2 separate regions of the Homo sapiens genome follow, and region 1 is linked to region 2. Evidence: read pairs that join two places in POLR2A ChIA-PET (ENCODE). Cell type or tissue: Panc1. All regions are shown on one strand.

Region 1 (5,000 bases), 690 kb after region 2:
TACTTCAGCCTCCCAAAGTGCTAGGATTACAGGCGTGAGCCACTGCGCCCAGCCTCATTCTTTAAAACCCAGCTCAGAGATGCTGTCTTCCCTAACCCCTCCAAACATAAGTGGAAACCCTTTCTTTCTAGTAAGCAACTACTGTACTTAGTTCTTGACACTCTCAAAACAGCTATGATTGGCCGGGCGTGGTGGCTTATGCTTGTAATCCCAGCACTTTGGGAGGCCAAGGCGGGCAGATCAGTTCCAGACCAGCCTGGGCAATGTGGTTAAACTCTGTCTCTACTAAAAATACAAAAATTAACCAGGTATGGTGACACATGCCTATAACCCCAGGTACTCAGGAGGCTGAGACACGAGAATCACTTGAACCCAGGAGATGGAGGCTGCAGTGAGCCAAGATCACACCAGTGCACTCCAGCCTGGGCAACAGAGTGAGAGACTCTGTCTCGGGAAAAACAAACAAACAAACAAAAACAGCTATGATGTAGCATTGCAATGTTGATATACAAGGCCATCTTTCCCAACTATTCATTTCATTAGCCCCAGTCCCTAGCACAATGCCTTGCATATAGGAGGCTCTCTGAACAATTGCTAAGTGAAGGTCAAGTTTAAGCGAAGGAGGCAGAGCGCACATGAGGAACTTTTATCACCAAGGGGAATTTTTCTCTCTCCACCTTTTCTGTGGTTCTCAAAAAGGGTGAATTCCAAGAGTGATAGTCTCTTGCTCGCAACCCATCATTCCTAGAATCCTGGTGTTTCCAACAGTAAGAGGTGTTCACCAGCCAGCAGGTCCTGAAGCCTTGGAACTCCCTCTCTCTCTTCCCTCCTTGCCCAGCGTGATCAGCCTGATGTCTCTTCCCTCCCAGTTCTGCTTCCCCATTCTAGTGACCCCTTCCTCCCCTTCCTCCTGCTGCTTCTTAACTGGGGGACTCCAGTGTGACTGAAGGGCCTCAGAGGGAAAACAATGATCCTCCAGAGAGAGCATGTGTTCACCACGTTAGGTAAACACGCCAAGCTGCAGGGGCCGCCTGAATGAGGGGTCTCCAGCCAGGGATGGGGAGAATCCCACACCAGCATCTTAGCTGGCAGACAGACCCACCTTCGCCCTGAGTAGGGGGTGGGCAGTAGCTCTGAAGAGAAGTAGCAGGACATTGTTTTCTCAGATTTCATTGGTTTATTTATCCTACGCCTGGGCTCCATCTGTCCTGTCTCCAAAAAGTGAAGCAGCAAGGACTCCAAGCCACCAGAGAAGCCCTGTCCTCAGCCTGCAGCTCTGCGAGGACCTAGAGCCAAGCGGAGTTGGGAGTTTGTCCCCTGCAGGGTAGAAGCCTGGGAATGTTTCAGGCCCTATGGCTCAATTGCCCAAAGGGATAGAAAGAGAGCAAATAGGCCAAAAAGATAGCATGAGCGTAGGCCTGAGCCCTCCTGATTCCTGACTGGTGTCCCTCCACAGTCCCCTTGGCAAAGCCAAGAGGGCCAGGGGCTTTTGGAGAAGTGGGCCAAGAAGGCTCGAGAAGAAGCCCAGATGACCCAGACTTGACCTCTCTACTGCAACCAAGAGAGGCAGGTGTTGGGTGGAGATGCTTGGGGTTATGGAGACATCCCCTTGGAGGAGCCTGCTGTGTCTCTCGGGCTGCACATTAGCTGGGAAGGCTGTTGAGTACCATGCAGCTGGTCTTGGTTTTGCAGAGTTCTGGACAGCATTCAGTTCCCTGAAATCAGGGACAACAGAGCAAATCTCCCCTAGGTGCATGGGAGAATCTGCGGCCCTCTCAACAGTGATGGGCTGATAGGAGGAATAAGAAATGGGGAATCAGGAGAGCAAGATACCTTGAAGAGATGCAGAAAGGTTGCTTTCCATCCTTACGAGTAGGAACCTCTCTACAATACAAAATCATGGCAGCTCAGGACTTGCCCCACATTCATACCTTACCTTATCCCAGCCTGAGGTTGAGCTACAGGAGCTGTACCAAAGTATAACATAGCTAGGCTTTGAATGAAGGTTTCCAGCCCGTTTAGTTCTGAGTGTATGTGTAGCTTCAGCAGCAACTCAGTGGAGATGCTCAGGGCGTTCTTGGGCCTGTTCTAGTCCCTGCAATGCTTCTCCATGGCCAGGTTGGACCCCCTGTTCATTTCACTCACCACCCCCATGTGTCTGGTCTCCTAGTGTCACATGACACACTTGAACCATGCTTTCCAGAGCCCAGATCCATCACTCAGGCATTCAGGGGATTTGGATATCTCCTAGCACCTCCATCGCAGCAGAGCAGAAACTAAAGTCATTGTCTTCCCCCTAAACCCTGCCAAAATTGGCCCCTCTCCTATCCTTTGTAGGTCTGGAAGTGTCACCCAAGTTTACTGTCATCTTCACTTCTTGCCTTTTTTTTTTTTTTTTTTTTTGAGGCGCTCTGTCGCCCAGGCTGGAGTGCAATGGCATGATCCTGACTCACTGCAACCTTCGCCTTCTGGATTCAAGCAATTCTCTTGCCTCAGCTTCCCAAGTAGCTGGGATTACAGGCACGGGCCACCACGCCTGGCTAATTTTTGTATTTTTAGTAGAGACGTGGTTTCACCATGTTGGCCAGGCTGGTCTCGAACTCCCGACCTCATGTGATCCACCCGCCTGAGCCTCCTAAAGTGCTGGGATTACAGGCGTGAGCCACCGTGCCCGGCCATTTTTTTTGTTATTATTAATAGGACTGATGAGGATTCATATTTTTGAGAATGTCTGATAATTTCCTTAGGTTAGGGTCCTAGAAAAGAAATTATTGGGTCAAAAGGTATAAACTTTTAAAAAGCTGTTGATACGTATTGATAGACTGCTTTCTAGAAAGGTTATACCAATTCACAATCTCATCATCAATGAATGATTATACCCATTTTCTTAAACCATCATCCACATTATCAATTTTTAAATCTTTACTAATTTGATTAGCCAAAGGGGAAAAAAAATCTTTCTGCATTATGGTAGCAACCTCCCATTGGTCTCCCCACCTCCAATTCACCTTGTTAATAATCACTAGGTTATACATCCTAAGACTGAGATTTTACCACGCACTTCTTCACTCAGAATCCTTCAGCTCTGCTCCCCAACTTGCCTGCTGCATAAACTGAACACCTCAAGCTCCCATTCCCACAAGCTATGCTTTAGATCTAGTCTCCTCCTAACACATACCTCCATTTTTACCTCCTTATGGGGCATGGTTGGCAGCCACCTCCTCTGAGGGCCTGACTCCAAGCTGGAAGTCATTTGATGTGTGCCAGTGGAAGCCATTGCCCCTCTAGTGCCTGGTATATGCCACCAAACCGTGGACAGCAGGCTACTGAAACTGGAGTATAGAGGCTACTTGGTTGGGTCCTATAAGCCTCATCTAAGACTATTTCAAAAAGGCTCCGCAGCAGGCTCAGAACTTGTGAGCAGGAAAACTCCAGATCCTCACAATGGCCTCCTTTAGGCTGTCTCAGATGTGTCCATCATGAATGAAAATGAAACTCCTGCTGGGTGTGGCGGCTCGTGCCTGTAAGTCCAGCACTTTGGGAGGATTGCTTGAGCCTAGGAGTTCAAGACCAGCCTGGGCAACAGGAGTGAGACCCCACCTCTACAAAAAAAATAGAAAAAGCTAGCCAGATGTGGCAGCACATACAAGTCCCAGATACTTGGCAGGCTGAGGTAGGAGCCTCGGAGGTCAAGTCTGCAGTGAGCCATGATTGTGCCACTGCGCTCCAGCCTGGGCAACAGAGCAAGACCTTGTCTCAAAAAACAAACAGACAAACAACAACAACAACAAAAACCCATCAATGGCTCCCTGCTATTCTAAACTTCTTCTTTTTTTTTTTTTTTTTTTTTTGAGACAGAGTCTTGCTCTGTCACCCAGGCTGGAGTGCAGTTGCGCAATCTCGGCTCCCTGCAAGCTCCGCCTCCCGGGTTCACGCCATTCTCCTGCCTCAGCCTCCCGAGTAGCTGGGACTACGGGCACCCGCCACCACGCCCGGCTAATTTTTGTATATTTAGTGGAGACGGGGTTTCACCTTGTTAGCCAGGATGGCCTCGATCTCTTGACCTCGTGATCCGCCCGCCTTGGCCTCCCAAAGTGCTGGGATTACAGGCGTGAGCCACTGCGCCCGGCCTCTAAACTTCTTAATGCAGCCTAGAAGACCACATGTCATCTGATCTCTACCACTTTTCCAGCCTAATCTCTCACCACGCCCCGCCTTGAGCTACAAATTCCAGCCGTGCTGAGTTACTTTCCTTTTCCCAAGGCACTGTGTTCCAGCTCCTCTCTTTGCACATACTGTTCCCTTCTTCTTCTCCCTATCTCTTCCTCCCCCTGTCAACTCCAAGATTTCCTTCAGATCTTAGCTTAGACTCATTTCCTCTGGGAAGCTTTCTTCTGTCCACCCCACAAGAGTAGGATAGGTGCCACTTTTGTGTATTTCCACAGCACTCCTCATACCCACTCTTCTAATAAGGTTATCTTCTTGTAATTGCCTCCCTGCTTGTCGGTCTCTCCAACAAAATTGTGTTCTTAGTGACATCAGGATTATATTTTGTTTATTGCTTGTGGTATCCATGGTGACTAGCATAGTATCTTGAACATGATAAGTGCCCTACAAATATTTGCTGAGTATAAGAATGAATGAATGAATGAATGAATGAATGAATGAATGAATGCTTCATGGCATCCAGCTACCCAGTCCTGACATTCTCTGAGTCTCAGTTTCTCTCTCACTAAAAACGAGATGACTTCTTTTTCATTGTTGTACTCTCTGCAAACCTGTAGAAATGAACCCCTAGTGGCTATGAGAAGCTGCCTAGGCCAAGGGCGTGGGATTCAATTGCTGTTTGGTTTCTCTACACTCTGCCCATCAACAGGAGGAGGCACTTAGTATTGAAAGACTCATGGTAGACAAAGTAGGATAAGACTGATGAAAACTTTCTGGAATAAATATATGGTCCAGTTAGTGTCCCATCTCTGAGAATGCCTGCTATACTAGTC
Region 2 (5,000 bases):
TTCTCACTCCACTGCTTTAGCTAACATCATATGTGCTGATGACTCTCAATCTTTTTGCAGCCCACATCTCTACTGATCTCTAGACCCAAATACCCAACTTCCTGCTGGACAGCTCCACTTGGATGACTCAAAAGCATCACAAGCTCAGTGTATCCAACGCACCGAATTTCCAACAAATCTAATCAGCCTATGTTCTTATTTCAGGAAATGGCACCACTATCCATTCTCACCCAAACAAGACATCTGGGAGTAATTCTTTTCCCTTCCCCTCTTAACCAGATATCTAATGAGTCGTCAAGTCCTGGCACTTGTGTACTGTCTTCTTTCCGAGGTCAGTTCCTTCCCCTGAGCCCTGATTCTCCAACCTCTCCCACCTCTGCAGGAACCTGGATCTTCATTCTCTTCACTGGTTCCTTCTTATCACTATTTAATCATATTCAGGTCTCTCTCATCTCTTAAAAAGTTGCCACATTGATCCTATTATTCTGTAAACTCATTCAACAAAGTGCCAGATATTTTTCTAGGTGGTATAGCTTCAGCACTGCATAAGTTACATAAAACCTCTCCCCTCAGAGATCTTACATTCCACTGGCAGACACAGATAACCCACGCACATAAAGTGTCACGCCATTTTTAGAGCACCTACCGTGTGCCAGACACTGTATTTCATTACTTCATTTAGCCTTTACAATGGGAGCGGATCATAATTCCAAAAGACACAATCATGAACACCATAGTCCCAAATGCTGAAATCCTAAAAGATCAGCCAGGCGCAGTGGCTCACGCCTGTGATCCCATCACTTTGGCCGGCCAAGGCGGGTGGATCACCTGACGTCAAGAGTTCGAGACCAGCCTGACCAACATGGCGAAACCCCATTTATACTAAAAATACAGAAATTAGCCAGTCATGGTGGTGGGCACCTGTAATCCCAACTACTCGGGAGGCTGAGGCAGGAGAATCGCTTGAACCTGGGAGGCGGAGGTTATAGTGAGCCGAGATCACACCATTGCATTCCAGCCTGAGCGACAGAGCAAGACTCTGTCTCAAAAAAAAAAATTAAATTAAATTTAAAAAAAAAGGAAATCCTAAAAGATGAGAATCCCAAAAACTCTAAAACCCTGAAAATCACAATTCTGAAGGATTAAAATCTTGAAAACATCATTCTGGAAAAAATAATTTTTAAAATTTTTAAAAATATATTTATTTACATTCTTAAAAGGGGATTTATTTGATAAACATAAAAACATTACAGAACATAGGCCACTTTACACAATGAAACGGGCATTAATAACATACACATTTTATTGCCTAGCATAAACAGGTATACTAACGACAGGCATGAACAGGTTACTAATGACAGTCACATGGATATAACAGGAACAGGCAAACTGTTCATAAAGAAATAGGTACAAAGGGAAACGTATAAACACATTTCACTATAGTTGATAATTGTGTACACCCAGGTTTACAACTGCGGTCATCTGAAATACTGTGACAGACATCTGAAATACCATGACTGATCTCGTCACATTCTTTTATCAAGATCAGTCAAAAGCCACAGTGGGTCACTACTGCATATGCAGTTGTCCAAAGAGCCAAGATCTTAAGAAATTTTATCTTTCACAAATGCATGTATACAAAAAGGACATCTCTTATCAAGGAAGTTTCAGTGTTTTTACATACACACACAATCGTTACACATAAAGTCAATGTGATAATGCACTTTTATGGAGTCAAATTTGCAAAAACCCTTTACGACAACCCCGTGAAGTAAGTGTTGTTATACCCATTTTGTAGATGGGTAAGCTAACGACTTGCTCAAGGTCATAGTAGCACAGAGCCAGGAATCAAACCCACCAACCCCACCCTGTCCTGAATCGAGGCTCTGAACCATGGACCTAGAGGGGAATGCAGATTCCTTTTGTTTGGAGAATGTTTTAAATATTTTCAGTAGGTACCTGCTGTGTTGAAATCCTTGGGTACAGACCTTTCTGGGAAGAGCAGAGTGCTCTATAACTAAAGCTTCTCTGCAGAGTGTCTAAGAGTAGCCTGCATGGGCTAGACAACCTCAATGCCTGTCCATGACCTGGACTCCAGCTTACAGCTGGAAGAATTGCCATTTGTGTCCTCTCCTTTTCTCTGCCCACCAATTTTTTTTCATATATTCCTTAGCGTCAGGTGTTGGGACCTCCTCTGGGAACTAATCCATGTTCTGCTTTTAAATTAATTCCACATCTTGTCTGAGCTTACTGCCTCCTCCATTATTCAAGGAATTTAGCCTGCCAGTTCCCTATAATGGTATACCCCGTCTCTTTCCTCTTTGCTCTATCTTCCAATTCTCATAGGTGGAGCTGCGGTAGACATCCAGAAGTTGTGGGATTTTTTTTTTTTAGATCTCCTTCTCAGATGATTAGGGACCCACACTTGCTTGCAAAGGTGAATCCTGCAGACCTAGCTGGTTATAAATCCATCAGCTGTAGGAGAAGTTCTAGGCCTCAACCTGCTAACTGTTTCTGATGGTGTCAGAGTACATTGTTTCTCCTACCCCAGGACAGGACCTGAGGAGCTACATCTTATCCCTTTCTAACTTCTACTGGAAGGTGAATGACAGGCAAAGCCTTGGTAGAATGTCCCAGACAGGCAAAAGGCAGTTTGGAACCTGTTGTGTGCTATAGAATCAAAAGTGATATGAACTGGTCTGCCACAAGATTTTTGAGATACTGGAAATAAGGTTTTTGAAAACATTTATGGCAATTAGAGTAAGTTTATGTTGCTGAATCTAATAAATAAAAAATAGGCCTGGCACAGTGGCATGCACCTGTGGTCTCAGCTATTTGTTACCAAAAAAAACCCAAAAAAACCAAACTTTTAAAAATGGAGCTTATATTTTATATGTGTATTTCCCTCCTTCCTTCCTTCCTTCCTTCCTTCCTTCCCTCTTCCTTCCTTCCTTCCTTCCCTCCTCCTTCCCTCCCTCCCTCCCTTCCTTCCTTTCCTTCCTTCTTTCTTTCCTTCCTCCCTCCCTTCCTTCCTTCCTTCCTTCCTTCCTTCCTTCCTTCCTTCCTTCCTTCCTCGGAGTCTTGCTCTGTCGCCCAGGCTGGAGTGCAATGGTGTGATTTTGGCTCACTGCAACCTCCACCTCCCAGGTTTAAGAGATTCTCCTGTCTCAGCCTCCCAAGTAGCTAGGATTACAGGTGCCCGCCACTATGTCCAGCTAATTTTTGTATCTTTAGTAGAAGCGGGGTTTCACCATGATGGCCAGGCTGGTCTCGAACTCCTGACCTCAGGTGATCCACCTGCCTCAGCCTCCCAAAGTGCTGGGATTACAGGCGTGAGCCACCACGCCTGGCCTTATTTAACTTTTCTAGTGATTCATTTTTATTCTATTTTATAAAATCATCATTCTGTGACAAAATAGAAATTTAAAAAGCAAAACCAACCGATCCCTCTTCACAGATGGTTTGAGAAGTGTCGGACTACAGTGGAAAGAACAGGTTTTTGAAGTGAATAGGGCTGGGTTGCTCAACCTTTCTGAGCCTCACCTTCCTCATCTGTACCTATCTTCCCCAGAGCTAAGAGAAATGGTGCATGGAGACAAAAACATATCCAGGCATATGTGCTCCGCCAGAGGTGAAGACAGAGGATTGTGGGGACACAGAGAAGGCCCTTCAGCTGGAGGAGTGATGAGAGATTGACTGGGGAGACGTCCTGGTGAAGTCTGATGCCTGAACTATGCTGGGAAAGGTGGGGCTTCGGCAGCAAGACCAGACACACTGGTGGGGGCAGCTTCCTCCTTTGCAGACCAGTTCCAGGCTCCAGCCTAGGAGCAGGAACTGTAGGGATGCTTAGAAGCACAGTCCCTGGTGAGAGCAGGCAGGCTGGCTGCATTCCTGTGGTATTTGAGGATTGATCTTGTCAGATTAGCAGCTTTGCTTTTTTTGGTTCAGGTACAAGATCCCCACGTGGGGAGTTCTTGCTGCTTGTGAAGAGCAAAAGCTGGTGAAAGCACAGAACATGATCCTGGCCCTCCTCCTGAGCTGTGTGAGGCTCCCAGCCAGGAGCAAGCAGCCCTGTGAGTTCCTCAGTGAGAGGGAGGGCCCAGGTCTGAGCTCCACCCACACAAGTCCCAGCGATGAGGCAGCAGCTCAGCAGAGAGCAAGATGCTGGCACCTTCAGGACTGTGTCCTGCTTTCCCTACTCTGTCTGCACCTGGGGAGACAGGTCACTCTCTGACTGGTCTCCCCAAATAAATAGCCAGAGCTAGAGGGGAGAAGGAGGGCTGAAGCCTTGCCTCCCCACTGTGGAGGCAGGACATGAGTCTATGCCTGCCTGCCATGATGAGGGCCCTTGGCTCTGCCTTCTGCCCTGATGCAGGCAAAGAGTCCAGATCCAGGCAAATGAAGTGTCAGAGGGAAGCCACGGCCCTACTCAGGGAGCCTGAGTTCAGTGAATCTCTCAGGAGAGAGGTCTGGGCTGGAAGAAAACAAATTGCACGTAGGTCCATACACAGCCCCCAGAGTGTGGATGAGATTGTCCAGGGTGATGTGGCGAGTATTGGGCCACGTGGCCTCTGTTCTCAGGAGTTCCTGGTCAGGGAAACACACACCTGACAGTTGGCAGCATCACGAAAAAAGGCCTGTTGACAGCTGGCCCTGTGACATCTTTGTGGCCCTTGTGTTGGGATAGACCCATCCTCTCTCCCTCGGTTTCAAGGGCTTAGTATGCGGAAGTTTCCTACACTGGACAACTTCCGAACATAGTTTGAAAACAGAAGATTGGGGCTGGGCACGGTGGCGACCAGCCTGACCGACATGGAGAAACCCCATCTCTACCAAAAATACAAAATTAGCCTGGTGTGGTGGTGCATGCCTGTAATCCCAGCTACTCAGGAGGCTGAGGCAGGAGAATCGCTTGAACCTGGGAGGCGAAGGTTGCAGTGAGCCGAGATCACGCCATTGCACTCCAGCCTGGGCGACAGAGTGAGACTCCATCTCAAAAA

The links. Peaks named below come from ENCODE experiments on the same cell type or tissue, not always from the same donor. Only the 100,000 strongest peaks of a DNase experiment are listed, where the experiment ranks them.
Region 1: POLR2A ChIA-PET joins it to region 2 with 5 read pairs; 2 of 35 experiments call an interaction of 5 or more read pairs at or near these places.

The regions. Positions count from the first base shown.
Region 1 is chr1:44,548,738-44,553,737 of GRCh38, forward strand. All of the region lies in intron 2 of RNF220 (ring finger protein 220), which reads left to right. Among named protein-coding and RNA genes, the nearest start is that of MIR5584, 5.7 kb to the left of the region's middle. In Panc1, no CTCF peak of the experiment used is centred here; no DNase peak of the experiment used is centred here.
Region 2 is chr1:43,854,564-43,859,563 of GRCh38, forward strand. The region is part of intron 5 of ST3GAL3 (ST3 beta-galactoside alpha-2,3-sialyltransferase 3); the gene reads left to right. Among named protein-coding and RNA genes, the nearest start is that of MIR6079, 18 kb to the left of the region's middle. RefSeq lists an enhancer at 3,557-4,175. In Panc1, no CTCF peak of the experiment used is centred here; no DNase peak of the experiment used is centred here; H3K27ac peaks cover 1,289 bases.